Linked DNA regions of Homo sapiens: region 1 is linked to region 2. The links are chromatin contacts, found by Hi-C in ENCODE. All regions are on one chromosome and are shown on one strand. Each heading gives the region's core, a stretch centred on a gene start or an enhancer-like site at or near the end of the contact. The rest is flanking DNA. Distances are from core to core; before and after follow the strand shown.

Region 1 (7,765 bases), core at 4,631-7,130, 2.4 Mb before region 2:
TACTTCATGTACCTCAAATTCAGCTTTTTCATGGTCCTTCCTAAAAGGAATAGAGAGAAAGGAATTTTTTTTTTTTTTTGACACAGAGTCTCATTCTGTCACCCAGGCTGGAGTGCAGTGGCACAATCTCAGCTCACTGCAACCTCCACCTCCCGGGTCCAAGCAACTCTCCTGCCTCAGCCTCCCAAGTAGCTGGGACTATAGGCACAAACCACCAGGCCTGGCTCATTTTTGTAGTTTTTAGTAGAGACAGGGTTTCGCCATGTTGGTTAGGCTGGTTCTGAACTCGTGACCTCAGGTGATCCACCCGCCTCAGCCTCCCAAAGTGCTGGGATTACAGGCGTGAGCCACCGCGCCCGGCCTAGAGAAAGGGAATATTAAGAGCAACAGGTCACTCCTGAAAACATGGAGTAGAGGGCGGACAAGATTCAGTTGGGAGTATAGAAAAAAACCTGATGACTAGTCTTGTGTGGTAGAAGGTAATAAGTAGGGTTGGCACCTACTTCTGCTGGTCTGTGGGATTCTGGATAATGGTTTTTTCTCCATCGATGACATGCTGCTTCAACTGGTGTGACAGCATACCTGTAGATAGTACACAACCTATGGAACAAGCTATCCAGTATCCCAAAAGGTTTCCAAATCCACCCACTTCAGTAGTTTGAAGTGGTAGGCAGTGAGACAACTACCTGGTTATGGAAACACAGGGCTCTGAGATTTCTGGCTTAGACTGGGTTATAGCCAGGATAGATCTTCAAGGGAGCAAAAGCCTCAATTCTGCAAAGCCACTCATTCTTTTTTTTTTTTTTTTTGAGATGGAGGAGATGGAGTTTCGCTCTTATTGCCCAGACTGGAGTGCAGTGGCGCAATCTTGGCTCACTGCAACCTCCTCCTCCCGGGTTCAAGCGATTATCTCGCCTTAGCCTCCCAAGTAGCTGGGATTACAGGCACCCACCACCACGCCCAGCTAATTTTTATATTTTTAGTAGAGACGGGGTTTCACCATGTTGGCCAGGCTAGTCTCAAACTCCTGACCTCAGGTGATCCGCCCACCTCAGCCTCCCAAAGTTCTGGGATTACAGGCGTGAGCCACCGCACCTGGCAAAGCCACTCATTCTTAGACCCTCAACCCTGTTATCTGTTCTCACCTTCTATTGGCGTGCAGTTAAATGAGTGGGCAACTTTGTTCCAGGCTTCTGTCACTTGTGTGTTCTAGAAGTACAACATCAAATGAAAGGTGAGATATCAGGAGCTAATAAGTTCTCTACAATGAGAATAAGAAGCATAAAAGAACTGAGCGTTTTTTTTTTTTTTTTTGAGATGGAGTCTGGCTTTGTCACCAGGCTGGAGTGCAGTGGCGTGATCTTGGCTCACTGCAATCTCTGCCTCCCGGGTTCAAGCTATTCTCCTGCCTCAGCCTCCTGAGTAGCTGGGATTACAGGCACGCAACACCACGCCCAGCTAATTTTTGTATTTTTAGAAGAGACGGGGTTTCACCATGTTGGCCAGGATGGTCTCGATCTCCTGACCTCGTGATCTGCCCACCTCAGCCTCCCAAAGTGCTGGGATTACAGGCATGAGCCATTGCACCTGGCAGAACTGAGCGTTCTAATATCCTCCATCAAGCCCCAATGATTGTCATTCACTGGTTTTTCATTTCATAGCTTGATTATCCCTACAATCTAAAAATACTTTATACAGATGCTCCCCAACTTGCAATGGGGTTACATCTCCAAAAAACTCATAAGTTGAAAATATCACTAAGTCAAAAATGCATTTAATACCCCTAACCTACCTAACATCACAGCCTAGCCTATGTTAAATGTGCTCAGAGCACTTAAAAAACATTATCCTACAGTTGGGCAGAATTATCTAACACATGCCTATTTTATATTAGTGTTGAATATCTCATGTAATTTACTAAATACTATATGGAAAATGAAAAACAGAATGGTTGTATGGGTACTCAAAGTATAGCTTCTACTGAATGTAGCATCAAGCTGAGGACCAGCTGTAACTGCATATCATTTTACCCAGTGCTTTCACAAAGATGGTCTAACTCAATAAATTTTGCATGTGAACAGGGCAGATGTATATCCCAATCTAGAAGACAAGGAAACTGAGTCTCAGGTTAAATGATTTGCCCCAGGTTAAATGAGTGTTAAGTGAAAGAACTTGGTCATAAACCTGGGTTTTCTTTTTTCTTTTTGTAGACGGGTCTCGCTATGTTTCCCAAGCTGGTCTCAAATGCCTGGGTTCAAGCAATCCTCCCACCTTGGCCTCCCAAAGTGCTGGGATTACAGGCATGTGCCACCACATGCCTATAATATTAAGTCCAGTGTTTATCCTTTTTTACCTGGCATTCTAATCTGTTTTGTGGGGACAGCAAATGCTTATTTTTCCTTTTTCTTTTGTGAGACAGGGTTTCATTGTTGCCCAGGCTGGAGTGCAGTGGCATGATCATAGCTCAGCACAGCCTCAATCTCCCAGGCTCAGGTGATTCTCCCACCTCAGCCTCCCTGGAAGCTGGGAATACAGGCACATGTTACCACGCCCAGCTAATTTTTGTATTTTTTGTAGAAATGGGGTTTCACCATGTTTCCCAGGCTGGTCTTGAACTCCCAGCCTCAAGCTATCCTCCTACCTTGGCCCCCCAAAGTGATGGGATTACAGATGTGAGTCACTGTGCCCAGCTAAATATAGCTAATTTTAAAAAGCTGTTTTATAAGGGGTCTGTAGGGGAGGTTGGTAGTTTCATATAGAGTAGCTATAGGTGCCTAATGCATCTTTGGTTCAAACGAGCTTTGGAATTGGATAAAATAGCTTACCTGATTTCCAGGTTTGACCAGGCGTAGGGCAGCTTCAGCACAAAGGTGAGCTGCCTTAATAACATCTGCTTTCCTCCCTGTTACTTGGGTCCCCTGTAGATAAGGACATGCAATCAGTATCTTCCTGGAAAGTCTGTTAACTCAGCTGGCTATCTGGTTAATATCTGTGAGCCCATATGCGAAGACCAGCCAATGAACAGGAGGGTAAAAACAACAACAACAACAAAAACCTTTCTCCTTTTGCTTCTCTAGAGACTCTCTCAACTTACGTGGTGATTGGGGGTGGGGATAAGAAGCAAATGGCAGTGCATTCCCTCTACCCCAAGGCTAAACAGAGATCAAAAGCAGGCCACCTACCTGAGCTACATCAACCACAAAAGTGTGAGCTACATTAGCGATGAAGCCATCCACATGGACCCCAAGGTCACTGAAAGGCAAGATCAGAGTACTGCATTAGGAACTGGCATTTTGTAAATGCTTTAAAAAAAGAAAAATGCTTTAAAACGGTTTAACCTTACATTTTTACCAAGTCACCTTCCTTGAGAATATAATCCTGGTCGCTCTTCAAAGGGGAGAAGTGACATACACAGTTATTTACCGAAATGCTGGTGGGAAAAGCAATACCTGTAAAGAAAGAATCATCAGCCTACTGCCTTGCTGTCTCCCGGGAGCCCTAGTGCCCTTCAGAAATGTAGAAGGATTTTTTCAGGGTCTTGCTTAAGTTTCATCAGTTTGGATTAGGTAGGAAACTGCTTGTATCCCACTTGCCATTCCAAATTTCCAAATACCTCAGCCAGAGCTGGGGTGGGGACTGCGTCATTACAGTGAAAAAAATAAAAACATATAGGACCAAATAAGGGTCAAACGGAAAATTAGTGAGGGATTTTTTTTTTTTACCTTTCTTCATTTCCTTTTCTTTCTTGAAGATTTTCCCTGTTTCTTCCATAATCATGGCATCACCTTTCTCACACAGGCTCAGTACCGACACACCTGAGCTAGATGCTTCCACCAAGGACCGAAGTACCCCTGAGGACAGAATCCCATCATGTCAGCCTTGTATGTATTCATTGTCTAGTTACCACCCAAGGAATACCTGGAAGTTGAATTTAAGAGTTTCCATAATACTCCCTGGTGCCATTGCCCTGAGGCTGAAAGGTCAACATTCCCTTCTCTTCCTTACATTATGTGACAACTGGGTATATACAATCCATCTCCCTAGGCAAGGCCTCAGACTTTCCAAAGATGCTACCTTTGGTGTGACAGGACAGAGTTATGAACTTCAGAGGGTTCTTGCCATGGTATCCCCACATACACGCAAAGACTAGATGAAATTTATAGGCATCAGGGACAAGAAGGTAGACAGAATTGCTGACTCGAAGCCGATGCACTGTTAAATGTTACCGCATTCCTTTCTCAGACACTCTAATTAGGTGTTAGGAATCTCAATCTATATAGACTTATTTCCTCATAAACAAGTGCATAAGCCAAGGAAACTTAATCTAAGGTCCCTGGGTTTCATTTCGGGGGATCATGGCTTATCTAAAAGAAATATGAGGCCAAAGTTATAAACTGTAAGAGATTTTCTGATTCAAACCACTAGTATCTCAAATACTAAAAGGCACCAAAAACCAGGGTACGATACTAAATGTCCACTGTGATATAAAGCACAGGTTTGACTTTTGGTATCTCAGTTTTGGTGATTCTTTGAAAGCTGGTAAAACTCAGATTTTCACCCACAGGACGGGAGGCATCCTAAATACCTGTTCCCCACCATCTTTGCTGTTAAAACCATTTAAAAGCACAATGACAAGCAGTTTGTATCTCCCTAACTGGAATAAAATGGAAAGGCTAACTGGAAAGAGAGAAAAGAGAAAGTGGCATCTGCCTAGAGTGACAGGCAACTGCTGAGATCGTCAGAGCACACCTGGAGTAAGGATGACTTGTGAAAATCCTAAAATCAGTCCTCCCTTTTCCAGTAATGTTCACAAGCTTGCCTAGTTGGGATAAGACGGAGACCCCAAAACATTTGAGTTGTCAAGTCACTGAGAACAACAAATGTGAATGCTAACTAAGACTATCTGCACAGATTGGAAAGGTGGTAGTAATGAGTAACTTCAAGAAAAGCCATATATATCTCCAAGACTTGCATTAGAAGCTCCAGGAGTGCTCTCCAACGGTCTCCTTAGCTGGCCCAAGGTAGAAGGGGGCCCCCACCAGGGTAAGAGCTGAAGTAAAGAAGGAAAGGCTCCAGCAAAGCACGTGGTGGGGAAGCTGGTGGTGGGGAAGCTGGTGTCAGGGACACTAGCGGAGTAAGAAGGGGGCCAGCCATCCGCAATGGGACCCAGCAACACGTGCCGGCTTGGCTCCTGACGCCCCGGAGACGCTACAAAAACAGAGGGGCACTTCTGTCGCCAATAGCTGGGCGCTTCCTTTTCGAGGTGGCCTCGCCGCTGCCAGAATCAGAGGAAGCAATAATCGGGAATGAAGGATAGGAACAAGAGAAAACACGTCTTGCCTCCTAACAAACGGCCTCGGGTCGGAGCCTGCCAGGGTCCCCTCTCTGCGCTCATCCTGGTCGCCGACCCGCACCTCCATAGACTTCAGCCTGGGCCTGCCCGCTCAGGTCCCAGGCGCGACACCGGGTCTTCCCACCACGCCGTGCCCAGCGGACCGGTGCGGGCCCCTCAGTAGCTCAGTCCGCATGACCCCTCCGCTCCAGCCCCTTCCGGGCCAGCCTGTTACCTTTCCCTATCAGCCTTGATTCCCCGACCCCCGAGGCCGCACTCACTGTTGGCGATGTCGCCCCCCATCTTATACTTGGTCACGACCAGGTCCTCAGCGATAGTTTGCTCCTGTTGCTCGTCCTCGCCCGACATCTTCCTACTACCACCACTGCAGCCTCGTTTCCCCTGAGCCGCCGCCGCCTCTGTCTCCCTTCCCAGCCACAGGCTGTGGTCAGAGTCCCCTCGATCCTCGAGGAGAGGGCGAGCGAAAGCGCGAGCAAGCAAGGGAGCGGGCAGGCAGGCGAGAGCGAGAAGCTGCGAGCGCGCGGGCTGAGGCGCAGGGCACGCTGGGACAACTAGTCCTCTCGGCCGCCAGACTCTAGCCGCTCTCGAGGGCCTTCGAACTACAATTCCCAGCCTGCCTCTCGCGCTCCTAAGCCAGGCCCTGGGGCCTTGCCCTCCAAGGGCCTCGCACGCCGGAATCGCCGGGCACTCTGGGAAGGGTCAGGCTCCGGCGGGAAGGCGGAGCCGTTGGGGAGCTTGAGGGGAAGCGTGGTCTCTCCCGGAAAAACCACTTCCACCGAGAACGCTGAGCGAGAGCCAGTAACAGAGAGGGGCGGGCTGAGGGGAGAGGGGCGGAGCTACGGCGGGGAAATAGGTTTAAAGTCGAGCGGGCAGGGGTGGAGTAGAGTGGAGCCGCAGCGGGTGGGCAGTGTCTACACCTAGGTCGGGGAGGCTGGGTGCGCCCTTCTTCGGATCCCTGGGTCGGCTGGCGAAACCCGCCCAGCCGGTCCAGTCGTCCTCCGAAGCTGGGAGAACAGGGAGGGGCAGACAGGTGGAAGAAGACCAAGGGTGCTGGTAACGGGGGCTAACTGGGCAGCCAGACACCGGAGGGATCATCCATTTAAAGGCCTCGCAATCTAGAGGCCGGACTCCTAATGAAGTAACATGACTTTATTGTTCCAATAACAGGCACCTGGATGGAGCACCTAAGGGAAGTGTTCAGAAAGACATGTTTGTTGAGAGTTCTTACCGTGAAAAAATAAAAAGATTTGATGACTTTTCTAAGATAATGAATTCAGAAGCATCTGGAGGTTTCAGTGTTTGGCCTCTGAAGGAGGGCTTATAGGGCTTTTTATAAGTCCTAAAGCACGTAGGTTCTTTTTGTTATTCCCAATTGGTTGCCTTGTAGATTCCTACTAAAACCCTTAATGAAAAGGACTATGCGCTATGGTTGTTCTAAAGAAATAGAAGTAATAGTAGGACTAGAGAAAGCTGCATGGGACAGAGTAGCACTGTCAGAACACAGAAAGGTGAGTATCCACTGCTGAGGAGCAGATCTCTTATCTAACATACGAAATGTCTTCATTTGACAGACAGGAAGCTGAAAAAAAACTTTGGCATTTTTATTCAGACACGTATAAAAACAAAACAAAAAACTTCAGTGATACAACAGACGTTTTCCCTTAGTTCCCCATCCAAGGGGACAGAGGTGTGCAGCTGAAGCTGGATCTTTTTTCTGTCCTACCTGGAAGCTTCTCACTGCTGGATGAGAATGGCTTCTAAAAGTGGATCTTGGGGATCCTTGTGAATTTGCCCTCGGATAAGGAGTGAAGATCATTTACGGCACATGTGGATTATGGTTTACACAAAGATGTCCAGTTATTTTTCCTTCTGACTACCCCCACCACCACTTCCTGAGATGAGATGTCTAGGTATAGGAGGATGTGGCTGTTGGGGTTAGACTTGATTCAGTGCAAAAACAAGAAACAGTGCCCCTTAAACAAGGGCTGTAACTTAAATCAGTTTTTCTTGGCACCTTACAATAAGAGCACATGCACAGGAATTGGGAGGATTTTGCATCCTGGATCTACTGCTTAATTTATTTCATCTCTTTAAGGCTCAGTTTCTTTTTTTTTTTTCCCCTGTAGAGACAGTGTCTTGCTATGTTTCCATAGGCTTATCTCTAATTCTGGGCTCAAGTGATCTTCCCATCTCAGCCTCCCAAAGTGCTGGCTGGGATTACAGGCATGAGCCACTGCACCCAGTTCTAAAGTTTTTTTTTTTTTTTTTTTTTTTTTTTTAAAGAGATGGGGGTCTTACTATGTTGGCTAAGCTGGTCTCAAACTCCTTGCCTCAGGTAATCCTTCTGCCTCAGCCTCCCAAAGTGCTGAGATTACAGGCATGAGCCACCATGCCCGACTTCCCTTTGTGTAA
Region 2 (7,611 bases), core at 1,615-4,114:
CTGCCTCAGCCTCCCAAGTAGCCGGGATTACAGGCACGCGCCACCATACCTGGCTAATTTTTGTATTTTTGGTAGAGATGGGGTTTCACCAGTTGGCCAGGCTGGTCTTGAACTCCTGACCTCAAGTGATCCGCCCACCTTGGCCTCCCAAAGTGCTGGGATTACAGGAGCAAGCTACCACGCCTGGCCTCCAACTGTAGCTTTTATTCAGCTTTGCTGCAATCACAACCTACCCCAAAATCTAAGCGACTCACAACAACCAGTGCTGGCTTCTGATTTATGTATATGCAGGTTGTGGGTAAGCAGTAGCTCAGCTCCACAGGTCTTCTCATTCCCAGGCCCAGGCAGAAGGAGCAACTCTCATGTGGATTATTCCCATTCTAGTGGCAGAGAAGAACAAGAAAGTGGAAACTCATGTGTTCAAACATGGCATGAGTCACATCTGTTCACATCCCATCAGCCAAATTATGAAACATGACAAAGCCCAAAGTCAATGACATGAGACATCTATTCCTTCTACAGGAGATACTGCAAGTCACATGGCAGTGGGCAGGAATGAGAGAGGAAATAATTTCAAACAATTAGTCCATCCACTACAACTGCCATTTTCCATCTGGAGTACATGGCAGACATTACTACCCAGCACTCTTTCCTCAGAATCCTCAACACAACATTTCAGGCAGACATTACCAATAATCTGAGTTTGCCTAAATACATAAATAAAGGTTGAAATTGATGTGCTATTATGTGACTCTAGGCTCATTATCCATTCCCACCTCCAAATCTTTGCTTTGGCCTAGAAGAAGCTTACCCTCCCCAGTCCCCATCTTGCCAAACTATCCAAATTTAATCTATCCTTCAAATACTTGAATATTTGAAAGTAATGACTATAATTAAAATAATGAATTACATTTATTATTTTAAAATAATGAATTACATATATTATTTTAAAATAATGAATATTTACTATTCATTCTTTCAATAAAAGTAACTGAATACCTAGCATAGTACCTGCCACATATTTGTTGAATGAATCTGTTTCACATTACTTTGTGCCTTGCACTGAGCACATAAATGCTCAGTGAACATTTGTCTCCTGTTAATGAACCAGCACTGTTCCTTAGAACAATGGGAGTTAGTATCACATGCCAGAGTTTCTGGACTGGGAGTATGGTGACTGCTTGTGCTTAAATCTTGATTCTGCCACTCACTAGCTGGATGACTCCAGGCAAGTCATTAATTGTGCCTCAATCTCATCATGTGTAAAATGGGGATAATAACAAGGCGTATTACATAAGCCTGTTGTATTAAATGGGAAAATTCTTAGCATAGTTTGAACAGATCATAAGCACCCAAGAAATGGAAGTTGTTACCATTTTTAGCTCCGAGACTGTTTTCTCGTAGACCTTTATTTTGGGCGGAAGACAAGAGCCAAGAACTCTTGAGACTTGGGTCCTTGAACAGACCTCACTCTTAACCCACTCCAGACCTTGAGCTACCTCCTCATCCAGAAACTGGTTCCCTAACTCATAAATCCTGACTAATGACACAGACACATCACCTTAATGTTTGTGCAGCCCAGTAACTAATTTTTAAGTGCCTGGAGATCTTCAGATGAAAGACACTGAGGGCAGACACCGCATTCAGTCATAAAAGCAAAACACTACCAAAAAACTTGGAAAAGGCAGAAGCTCCATAACTTAGTGCAGTAGAGAATTAAAGCAGGCACCTAGGAAGAGGAAATCAATCCTTAAGACTGTAATCCTTTAATGCAGAGCCAGAGAAAGAGGTAATTCTGAATGCCTCCGACTACAGGGATGGAGAATAGCGAGAGGGGGGACAGGATGCCCAAGTCTATAACGTGACTTGGGGTGTGGGAGACGTGTCAATCTTTCACCTCTCCTAAATAAAAACCGGAACGTCAACATGTATTGTTATCCTAATTAATTTAAGCCACTTAAAAGGCTTGGGCAAACAGGCCCCATAAGTGGCTTGTTTGTGAATTGTGACAGGTCCTGAATTATGCCAAGCTCCCTTTTCAATTTCATTCTTCTCATTCCACCGCTCCTACCACCACCTCAGTCAATTGTATCCTCTTCCTAGACCCAGAAGCCACTCTGGGGGAGCCCAGTCCAGATGTGGATATGGTCAGGCCCCTTAGCACTGAAATCCTCAAGTTGGAAAAAAATGGTCAGCTGTGCAGAAGACATCATTCTTACAAGGTCTGTCCCTGAGATTGAAGTAAAGAAGAAACTGCTATACCCCAGCTATCAGTTTCCCATCCCCAAAATGGTGGGTAGCTGTGGTGTAGTGGCAAGAATATATGACGTGGAATTAGCCAAGGCTAATGCAGTTCTACATTTCATAGCTTTGACACTTCACACCGCCTCCTTAACCGTACTTCACTTTCTACATCTATAAAGCGTGCATAACGCTTAACGCCTATCTCACAGGTGGGTGCGAAAAGTACAGGACGGGACGCAACAGAAACCGCTCTGCCCACCGTTAAAGCGTTATATGGAAGGCTTTAGAGCCGTAAATCCTCCCCAGCCCCCAACAACGCACGTTACAAACCAGCAGCCACCCCTAATGCAGCCGGCCCCCTCCTAAGGGATCATGGGCCTTGAAGTCCTTTGCTGGCCACACCCTCGTTTTCTGTCATAGGAGTGAGAACTACGCCTCCCAGGATGCCGCGGTGAGGCCGCCGTCACGGACGCCCTCTTCCCCGCCCTCCTTGCGCGCAGCCTTCTGGGATGTATAGTCCTAGATCCGAGCACGCAGCGGCAAAAGGGCGCAGAAGAACCACAAACCCCAGAAGCCCTCGCGCCCACTCTTCTCCCTCCCCTCCAGAAGTCGGAGTGCTGTTTTTGTTGTTGGTGAAAGGTGAGGGGAACAGCTGATCCGTCTGTTGGGTAAGAAACTTGGCCTAATTGGGGGCGATCTTATGGGAGGGGAGGGTCACCCCACTTTCCAGTTTGGGGAAGGATAACGTAAGGGAACTGTCGAAGGGGAATACAGGAGCGTTTGGGTTGTAACCCTTTCCGTACTGGAGAAGCCACCCCCGCTGTTTGGGGAGTTCTTGGTTTCAAGGGGACTCTGATTGGGGGTGGGGGGCGCCCCCTCGTCGTCCTCTCCTTCTTCTCAATGCGTCTCTATAAAGCTGATCCCTTCAAGGGAGCTGAAATCTGCTTATTCGCTCCCAGGCAAGACGTGTCCCCTACACGTCTTCCCTCTCTCCCCTACGCAAATCCAAAGGCCTTTACGACGCTGAATCCCTGGGGAGGAAGGGGGACCTTCCAAGGTGTAGAATGTCAAGGAACTCTAGAGCCCTACAGAGTAGGGGATGGGACACCCGCTCTCCGCCCCATCATGTGAACATCTGAATCAGGCTACACACCTACATCTTAGGTGCCCAAAACTTTCTTTCGGACATGAAGAACGTTTACAGCTGTTACGGATTTTCTTTGTGGGGTGTATTTTAGGGTTCTCCAGGTATATCTTTGGGGACAATTTACCCCCACCCTTAGAAAGCTGGAAGAATTGCATTTGGAGAAAACATGGATTAGTTTCAACCAGGAATTTTTCAGGGAGATGAACATTAAAAAAAACTTTTTGTTCTACCTATTTGGGGGACAGAAGTTGCTCCTTTTTGTGTTGCTGGCTCACCTTTATCCACTGAGTTTCTGTTTTCTTTTAAAGTTCCTGTCCCCTGGACTTCAGCCTGGTGTGGGTTTGTGATGTTTGGGGGCGTGCATATGACTAGTGACAATGGCTGGTTGGACATGTCAGCTGTGAGTGACACAGGAAATAGATTAGTGGGCTGGAAAGGAGTGATGAATAAGAGGGCCATCTCACAGCCCTGGACTGAGGAGTTCTTTTGATCGTTATTATTGTTATCTGTCCTCACCCCACCCTCATATTTTCCAATTAACTCTCCCCAGCTAACTTGGAACACCCCTTCCTCTCAACCCCATCCTGTAGTGTGTCTCCAGCTACCAATACAAACAGATGGAAGGATGGAGGCTGAGGGGAGCAGAGAGAAAATGAGGAGAGAAATACTAAAGTGAAACCAGTAGGTTTCTAGTCCTGCTGCAGGCACAGTCTGGAGAGAAGAATGTTAGGTTCTTTTTGAACTATCTCCCCTTTCCTCAACGTTAAATATACATTTCCACTTCTTGGGGCCCCTTACTTCCCACTTTCTAGTCTGTTCCCTGCCCTGGGGTGGGGCTTTCCTGGCTCCAGGCCCCCACATTCCATCTCCCCACCCCCACCACGTTCCTGCTAAGCGCCTCACTCCACCCTTGAAGTTGCCGCCTCCAGAATTCTTGACTTCCTGGAATAATAAGTCAAGGGACAGAACCTGTCTTTCCTTATATCCTCCCCTTCCCTTTGTCTCTTGGATGCCAGCAGAAGCTTTCTGCTTCCCTAGAATTCATGGGGGTAGGCAGCTCAGAGAGATGAAAAGAGCTGAGAGCTCAGGAGCCTAAGGATTTGGGCTCAGTTCCCCTCGACCCCCAGCCATATTCTAGCTCTGAAAACTCAACCATTCCTTTCAGAGATTAGTTGCTGCTTTCTGATGTCATAACTCATTCCTGGATACAGCTGGGTCAACAAGCTTAGGAGTAGGTAAGGACACCTCTCTCAATGAGAGGGCCCCACACCTCAGTTGGATTTTGTATTCAAGAGCCAGGATGTGTGGGAGATGGGATGGAGAAATGGAGGCTGTCGACCAAGTCGCAGTATCCCAGGCTCTGTCCCCGTCAGTGTCCTTTTGGGAGCAAAATTAGAGAAGTCTGAACCCTCAGAAGGGTCTATGAGCCAGAGCGGGTACAGTGTGAGACAGGATGGGGACGGACTTGGAAGGCCAGACCTACGTCCTAGAGACTAAGAGTGATACCTCAAAAATGTCCCGTAACCCTCAGGGACTAGAAACCAGGTATGCCTTATCTCCAGGTGTAGTGGCAGGGGCTGTGAGTGTGTGGTGCTGGAGCTGTGGGGGGAAGGAGGTGGACTGGAAAGACTTTAGGCTATCAACCCTTTCTTTCATAGGAGGACAGATATCTCAAGGCCAGGATGGAAGAATCACCACTAAGCCGGGCACCATCCCGTGGTGGAGTCAACTTTCTCAATGTAGCCCGGACCTACATCCCCAACACCAAGGTGGAATGTCACTACACCCTTCCCCCAGGCACCATGCCCAGTGCCAGTGACTGGATTGGCATCTTCAAGGTATCTCTGGAACCCCTTTTGGCTTAGGTTTATGGGCTGTGAGTTGGTTGGAATAAGGGGAATGATTGGGCTCTTGGATTCTCAACCTCAGGTTGATAGAGAAGAAGAGAGAAAGATGTCACAGATGACAGAGGCCGCCTGTATAACCAAAGCACATATTTTCTCCATCTTAGCCTTGTTCTTTACTGACACATTAGTGTCCCTCCACTTTCCCTTTCTCTTGTCATTGTTGCCACTGTAGCTCCATCCTGCCCCCCTTATTCAACCCCTCAGCCCTTTCTTCCATCCATAGAAGGTAGTTCCATGACCATACCTTTCTCCAACCTTGGGCTTTCACAGGTGGAGGCTGCCTGTGTTCGGGATTACCACACATTTGTGTGGTCTTCCGTGCCTGAAAGTACAACTGATGGTTCCCCCATTCACACCAGTGTCCAGTTCCAAGGTACAAGGGAAGATGGAAAATTGGGAGAGAGGAGCCAAGGGAGTGGAGGTTTGAAAGAAGGTAGTGGGCTCAGAAACATTAAAAGTTAGGCACAAAGGACAAGGAAAAATAAACGAAAATAAATATAATGAGAATATATCCAACAGCGCTCAGCGGATAGAGAATCACGGGATTATCGCAGAATCAGGGACATAGAAACAGAAGGAACTTCAGAGGGCATCTAGTCCCCTGTCCTACCCAAAGAAGGAAAAATGGGGGAGTAAGGAAGAGGGAAAGGTAGAATTATGTGGTGAGAAGAGGGAAAGACCTGGGTTCAAATCTCACCTCTAACACTTACAAGCTGTTTGGCCTTGGGCAAATTACATAACCTCCCTGTGTCGGTTATCTTAACAGTAAAAGGGGATGCCTGGCTTATAGGGACATTACGAGGATTTAAAATGAAAGCTGCAGGCCAGGCGTGGTGGTGCATGCCTGTAGTCCCAGCTACTCACAAGGCTGAGGCAGGAGAATCTCTTGAACCCGGGAGGCAGAGGTTGCAACAAGCCAAGATCGCGCCACTGCACTCCAGCCTGGGCGATGGAGCAAGACTCTGTCTCAAGATAAAATAAAATAAAAAGTGTTACCACAGTGTCTGGTACATGGTACGCACTCACTACATGGTAACTAGCATTATTATGATTATGATAGAGGGGCAGTGGGTTTGGGAAAGAAAGGAAGGAGAGGGACAGGCAGAAAGGAGGGAGAAGAGTATGGCCTGTGGGAGGTGGAGAAGAGAAGAAACAGTATATGGAACACCGAGCAAGGGGCTGGGGCCAAGGACAGTGGATTATTGGGGTCCTGGGTCCATTCTTCTTCCCACAGCCAGCTACCTGCCCAAACCAGGAGCTCAGCTCTACCAGTTCCGATATGTGAACCGCCAGGGCCAGGTGTGTGGGCAGAGCCCCCCTTTCCAGTTCCGAGAGCCAAGGCCCATGGATGAACTGGTGACCCTGGAGGAGGCTGATGGGGGCTCTGACATCCTGCTGGTTGTCCCCAAGGCAACTGTGTTACAGGTGAGAAAAGAGCAACAGAGTTATTCCCAGACAAGGGAGTGGGAGACAGCATTGCAAGAGGACCCTTCCCACCTTACCCTCCCCTCATCTGTGGCGCCAACTAAAGACCTCGTTGAAAGTTAGACAAAGTCCTGCCTCCAGGAGAGTCTCAGTCTAACATAGACATACACGAACATGTAAGGCAGGAAAGGAGACCACCCACAGGCCAGTGTAACTCAGGATTTCATAAGAACTTTTGCAGCCTTCCTTCTCCATGCACTGCATCCTGCCCTATGCCCTAGAGGAAGATCAAAGGGTGGAGAGAGGCTACTCCAGGGAACATTCAGAGAAAGGGGAGCACAGGACCTGCTTCTAGGACGAGTGGGGAGTGAGAGCAGATAGGCAAGGCCCCAGACCTGTACTGTCCAATACCAAAGGCTCTTAACTATATATGGCTCTTGAGCACTTCAAATGCAATTAATCCAAACTGAGATGTACTATAAGGGTAAAATATACTCCAGATTTTGAAGACTTAGTATTTTTTAAAGAGAATGTAAAAGACTTCAATAATTTTTATTTTGACTACATGTTGAAATGATACTGTTTGGGGTTTTTTTGTTTGTTTTTTGGGTTTTTCTTTTCTTTTCTTTTCTTTTTTTTTTTTTTTTTTGAGACAGCCTTGCTCTGTCACCCAGGAAGATGTTTATATCTCACGTAAGTGAAAGATGTGTGAGCTCCTACTCTCTGTTGCGGTTTCACAATCGTGATTCTCATTTGAGCCTTACAACAATTCAGACTAAGGGATCATGTTACAGATGAGGACACAGAGACTTAGAGAAGTTAAGAAGCTTGTTCAAAATCACATAGCTAGCTGGGTGTAGTGGCATGCATCTGTAGTCCCAGCTACTG

Evidence for each region. Hi-C counts contacts between places; a loop is a spot of excess contacts on that map. Pooled maps may share reads with other maps.
Region 1: a loop to region 2 is called in a pooled map, with 10 times the contacts of the local background. The contact joins the promoter of PA2G4 here to the promoter of CALCOCO1 in region 2. A Hi-C loop is called at or near these places in 6 of 50 pooled maps.

Annotation. Positions count from the first base shown.
Region 1 is chr12:56,102,674-56,110,438 of GRCh38, reverse strand. It overlaps PA2G4 (proliferation-associated 2G4), which reads right to left and starts at 5,880. Exons shown (of 13, transcript NM_006191.3): 1 at 5,614-5,880; 2 at 3,723-3,851; 3 at 3,344-3,449; 4 at 3,183-3,252; 5 at 2,826-2,918; 6 at 1,146-1,209; 7 at 504-582; 8 at 1-40. The coding sequence starts at 5,701. It overlaps ERBB3 (erb-b2 receptor tyrosine kinase 3), which reads right to left. Exons shown (of 28, transcript NM_001982.4): 28 at 6,934-7,765. LOC105369782 (a long non-coding RNA gene) reads left to right here and starts at 6,020. Exons shown (of 2, transcript XR_944995.4): 1 at 6,020-6,151; 2 at 6,521-6,625. RefSeq lists enhancers at 5,606-5,825, 5,836-6,185.
Region 2 is chr12:53,722,705-53,730,315 of GRCh38, reverse strand. CALCOCO1 (calcium binding and coiled-coil domain 1) reads left to right here and starts at 2,864. Exons shown (of 15, transcript NM_020898.3): 1 at 2,864-2,912; 2 at 5,050-5,229; 3 at 5,569-5,671; 4 at 6,533-6,723. The coding sequence starts at 5,074. It overlaps LOC105369774 (a long non-coding RNA gene), which reads right to left and starts at 3,737. Exons shown (of 3, transcript XR_944973.3): 1 at 3,667-3,737; 2 at 234-380. RefSeq lists enhancers at 2,712-2,771, 4,089-5,288.